Linked DNA regions of Homo sapiens: region 1 is linked to region 2. Evidence: chromatin contacts called from ENCODE Hi-C or POLR2A ChIA-PET data. All regions are on one chromosome and are shown on one strand. Each heading gives the region's core, a stretch centred on a gene start or an enhancer-like site at or near the end of the contact. The rest is flanking DNA. Distances are from core to core; before and after follow the strand shown.

Evidence for each region. Hi-C counts contacts between places; a loop is a spot of excess contacts on that map. ChIA-PET counts read pairs that join two places held with the same protein, here RNA polymerase II (POLR2A). Pooled maps may share reads with other maps.
Region 1: a loop to region 2 is called in a map of IMR-90, with 5 times the contacts of the local background. The contact joins two enhancer-like sites. A Hi-C loop is called at or near these places in 3 of 168 maps with a recorded cell type or tissue (IMR-90, mammary epithelial cell and sigmoid colon) and 5 of 50 pooled maps. POLR2A ChIA-PET finds 5 or more read pairs at or near these places in 4 of 52 experiments (AG04449, AG04450, MCF 10A and 1 more).

The regions. Positions count from the first base shown.
Region 1 is chr2:66,839,378-66,842,153 of GRCh38, reverse strand. No RefSeq gene overlaps it. Among named protein-coding and RNA genes, the nearest start is that of LINC01799, 64 kb to the left of the region's middle. Within about 2 kb of position 1,378, at least 6 of the 41 ENCODE cell types and tissues checked have a DNase peak (open chromatin) inside an H3K27ac peak, as active enhancers do; they include IMR-90, where a contact is called at or near this core.
Region 2 is chr2:66,887,615-66,890,314 of GRCh38, reverse strand. No RefSeq gene overlaps it. Among named protein-coding and RNA genes, the nearest start is that of LINC01799, 15 kb to the left of the region's middle. Within about 2 kb of position 1,439, at least 7 of the 41 ENCODE cell types and tissues checked have a DNase peak (open chromatin) inside an H3K27ac peak, as active enhancers do; they include IMR-90, where a contact is called at or near this core.

The sequences.
Region 1 (2,776 bases), core at 129-2,628, 48 kb after region 2:
TGGAGAATATTAAGTATTATGAGAGCATTAGCTTCTCTAATGAGAAAAAACTAGATGCTTGGCGATTAGAGATTTTAAAAACTAGAAAATCAGGTTTATCAAAATCAAAATTACCCAGAGCCTAAATTATATCAGAGCCTCTAACAATGAATGGTGTTTTCAAGTGATATAGAAATATTTGGTACTCATTCTATTTCCATTACTGAGCTTGTAAACAAATTTGAGATTCCCTCCTTTAGCCTTGCCTAAATATAAACTATATATTTATTTTGGTGACAAAATACCTGAATAGCTATAAAAGTATTACAATCATCTACAAGACCAGGGCTAGATCAGGCCTGCAGAGGCGCTAAGCACAGAAACGCTTAAGGCCCCACCTTTCCCTCCTGCTGTGCATTTAAAATAAAAACACCAGTCTTAAATCACAAAACTAATATGTGTGCTACAACTAAAACATCTTCTCTCAGATTTACTCATTTTGGAATTCTAATATGTTTCTCAAAGGTGAGCGTTTCTCTTTCACATGAGTGAGTGGGCTCGCTTCCATGTGCTTTCCGGGTACCCTAAGTGAAGTCCGCTCTTCGGCGACTCCGCACTTTGAAAAAAAAAGCCTTGAAATGAAAGCAGTATAAGTTAATATCATCATCCAGGCTTTAAGAAGAAGAATATTTTGTCGGTTTTTGTTTTGTTTGATTCTTTGCTTTGTTTTTTAGTCTGTAGGTCAATCCGTAAATATCTACATCCCAATGCAACCTCATGAAGTACAAGTGTGAGATCGTACTGTAATTTAAGCATCTAGGAAACCCAAGCTTTCATCTGAAAAATTGCAATAACAAATGCAAAGATCCAGCACTTCCTTTGGATTGTTTAGTTAATTGTCATTCTTCCCCACTTCTACTGAAAATATACACCTAAGTCTAGAAAAGAAGAAATTTTGAGTAACAAGGCAGTGTGTTCAGACTCAGGGGGCCACTTTTCATTACGTACGGGACTTTTTTATGATCTACTTTCTACTTTTCTAAAGCTCCATTCAATCAATAAACATGGCTAGTGAGAGTAATAATTGTTTCTATTTATGCGACACTAAGTACTCATCAGTCTCTTATTTATGTTGTCTTAACTTCTTAAACTCTTCCAACTATTCTGTACAGTAGGTACTATTTTTAATCCTCATTTTCTAAGTGAGAAAACTGAAGTTTAGAGAGCGTAAGAAACTTATCCTGGTTAATGGTATAGCTGGGATTTGAACCTAGAAAGACTTCAGAACTGCTGACAAGGATTAGCGAAAGCAAACGTACTTTGAGTGTTCTGAATTACTTACTTTAAAATATTCTGTGTAAGCCAAGATTGCGAAATGTCCCTATTCTAGATTGTGTAAGAAAAAATAACTACTCCTATTAAAGAATAGAATTTCTCCTTCTAGCTTTAAGTTCATAGCTTGTTGTTTCATTTTCTCCATTATCAAGGAAATAGAGTAAAAAAAGTACTTATTGTGCAGCATGCGGGTCCTTGTTTGAATCTACTTGCCCTTCTTCCTTACTGAAAACCAGACTAAACATTTCTGAATGTCTGCATTTAAAAATTTCCAACAGTAATGAATCGACTGTACTTGGGTTGCTCTAGCCGGATCCCCTCACTGTTAGCAGGTCTAACCTTCTACTGATATAATTGCATCACCACACTCATGGCCTTTCTGGTCCTTTCCTTGGATTTTCCAATATAATTAAAGTCCATGTAAAGCACTGGCTGTTCTTAAAATTGTTGTTGGAAGACTGGCAAGAAGGCAACGAACTCTCAAGGCATCATATCTTAAAGGAACCTATAAATGAAATAGGTCAAGGATGAGGCACGTAAGTGGCTGGGAAAAAAAAAAATCTCCGTTTAGTTTATACAACTTCAGCTTCCCTGTCTGTCCAGATTCCATATAAGGAATAGCAACTTTTTGAGCCAGCAGGCCTGGACATATTTCTTGGCCTTATAACTCACAGTTCTAGACATTCCAAGGTAGAGGGTCATTCAAACTGAGTTGTAATTTCTTGTGTATATTTATTTCCAAAGTATCTAATGCATAGTTTCCCAGTGAAATCATAGATGAAGGCTAGGGGAATGCTAACTGGGTTGTTTTTCAAGCGTGCCTACAAGAGGCAGTCTAAAAGAACTGCTCTGAGCTTATCAAGCAGAAGTGCCAGATGAGAGCTGGACCACCATAGCAGGAGCTCTCACACCACTTTGCAGTTCACCTGAACTCCAGCTTTGTCTGGGAGATGATATAAGAAGAGAAGAAGGAGAAAAGACATTCATGAGATTTAAGGAATAAATTCCCCTATTGTCACTAGTAGAGTGACATGCATAACACACTAACCAGGTTGATAGGGTAGTGTGATAGAGTCCAACAAGAATGTGCTGGGAGGTCAACCATCGGTATTTAGGTGTCTCTTCCAAATCCCAACCACTTATCAGCAGAGCAGTCCTGAGCACACAAATGGCAACTTAGTGCTTGGATTGCCTTGTGTGTGAAAACAAGTGGGACAGAGGAAGATGGCAGCACATTCTCTTTGCATCTGACAGTCACCAAAAATTAGAAGTCAAATTTTTCATATTTGAGTTTTTTTTTGTACTTGCAAAGTGAACAAATAGTATATTTAGTTTTACATCTTTAGGTGAAAATTAGGAAGGCAGGACAGATAATAAAATGAGCACAGTTTTTAAAAAGATCTAGAGTTGATCGTTATTAACTTTAAGATAATGAGAATAGTTTAATCAAAAGCATTTCTTA
Region 2 (2,700 bases), core at 190-2,689:
TCCAAGTATTAGGAGTTTTTATGTTACCATACATTTTTCTGTAATGATCTCAACTGATCTTACAAGGCAGTTTCAACTTAAATATACTATAAATGTTGATACTTTGTAAAGGGTATGAGCAGGGGCAGGATTACTAGATAAAATATAGGACGTCCAGCTAAATTTAATTTTTACATAAACAATACATAATATTTTAGTATAAATATGCTTCAAATATTGCATAGAATGTAGCAATGCTAAAAGAAAGGATTTTTGGGTTTTTTAACCTGAAATTCAAATTTAACAAGGTGTTCTGTATTTTCACTTGGTAAATCTGGCCATCTTCAGAGTGTGTGTGGTGGGGGTTGGGAGTCGTGATGAATTTGGGAGATATGGCTGGGCAGAGAGGAGAAAGAAGGAGGTCTGAGTGATGGCCGAGATTGGGATAGATGCCCTGTGTGGAACCTATTGAATGGATCCACTTACAAAACTAAAATAAACAGTTTCTAATTGTTACGGCCTAAAAGTAAAAAGTTGTTTATAACCTGTGAGTAGGATCACTTTATGTCAACTTTAAATGATTTTAGAAGCCTGATGTCTGGATCCGGAAGTTGCCCTCCTGGGAAACTCTTTGGACTTGGGTAGTTCTAGCCCTGTGGTTTTTCAGTTGAGTGTCTTATATACAAACTAACCCTTGGTTCAACTGATAAGAAGTTAAACATTTCAGTAAACATGGGATAAAATTTCCCAAGACATCCTTGGGAAAAGGTATTTTTTGGAGGAAAGATCATGTCTAAGGAGGCTTTTATATACATTACACCCTGGAAATTGAAAGACATCTAATTCCCAGAGGTTTCTAGCTCCAGATAACTTGCACAATGCTAAGTTACAAAACCCTATCTGTATGAATGTGACTCAAGCTCATAAAAGTTTCCATCCCATCCAACTGGGGAAGCAACTTCAGAAAGCCTCCTTATTAGCTGCCAAAAATCTTCACCACATACGACCCACCCCCACTTTCTGCTTCTTCCAGGTCATTCACCACTAATGACTGCTATTAATGACTAAGCTATGCCAAAGACAGTATAAGAGGGGGTGGGGGTGGGGGGGGGGGGTTGCAGAGGACAAAAGTAAGCTTTAGGAGTCCCTGTTCTCAAATACATTTCCTTTCCTACTCTTGGACACCATCCTGAATTCCTCCAAGCAGTGCTGTTTAGATGTTTGGATTAGACTCCCAGTTTGCCAACTGCGCATCTGTTTCTCCCCCCACTAAGGGAATCAAGTGCAGGTTGGAAACAGCTCATGGACTATGTAAGAAGACAGGCCCCTGCAAATCAAGGCAGAGCCAAAACCATTAAGTCATTAGGTCTTGTGTTCTCAGGTTTTATAGCGCTCTTATTCACCAGCCATGGTGGAAGCCTTTCTGACGTGCTTCTGACCGCTCAAAGATAAGGTCACATGGCACCTCAGGCCTGTGTAGTGAGCACACAAGGCTCTTTCTTCCTTCCACAGGCAGTGCTGCCTGCGTGATCTGGGCTTATGTAGGAAATGAACTAGATGTTGTGATTTGAGTAGTACTGGGAAATTCTCTCCTTCCTCCTTCCTTTGCCTCCACCCAGCCACCAACTTACCCAAATATTCCAAATATCTTTCAGGTGACTGATATCTGATCCCAAAGCCATCTTGAACTGTCAAGAGTGCAAGTGAAATTCATGTTGGGGGATGTTCACCATTAGTTTAACATGACTCTCCCAGATTAAATGAAAACTCATAGGTTAAGAAAATGGCGACTATAACTCTTAAAGCTGTTGGTGTTTCCTAGAGAATCATCCACTGCCACTTCTTTAATAATTTCAAAATGCCTTACATTTATAAAGTGATCAATAATTATTTGCTTATTTGACAAAAAGAGATATAAAAAGAATGCAATAAAACATGCACTGGTAACCTCTCATATAGGATGGAAGACACATAGGTACTTACTTATTTCCTGACCAAATAAATATCAAGTATGTTATTTGACCAAGTTTGCCCAAAAATCTCTTCCCATTAATGTCTTGCCCTAACTCTCTTAGTGTTTCTGATATCTTTCATGTTCCTCTTAAAGTTTAAACAAACATCTCTGATTGTGTCAGCACCCACATGGGCAAAATAATTTCAAAATTATGTTTTAAAAAAATCTCAAAATTATTATTATTATTATTATTTGAGACAGAGTTTTCGCTCTTGTTGCCCAGGCTGGAGTGCAGTGGTGCGATCTCGGTTCACTGCAATGTCAGCCTCCCGGGTTCAAGCACTTCTCCTGCCTCAGCCTCCCAAGTAGCTGAGATTACAGGCACATACCACCATGCCTGGCTAATTTTTTTGTATTCAAGATTATTTTTTAAAAAACAATTTCAAATTCCTATTTGAGAAACAGAATAAGTTACAGCACACTTAAGGAAAAAACAACAGTAAAGTAGTGGGAGAAGTGGATCTGGAGAGCAGTCTTAGCCCTGCTGCTGCTGCTGCTGCTGCTACTGTTGGTGGTCGTGTAACGTATTGTCTAAACCAGACACTTGTGAGCGTGAAAGGAAGGTGCGAAGGCAAATTAAGCTGCAGCGACAGGAACTCAACAAACGAGGGTGCGAACTCACCCTCCAAGTCAGTTTCTCTCAGAAACTCAGTTTCATGGTCTATGAAATTCAGAGTAAGACAAAATGCAGTTCCTTCAACTCCAAA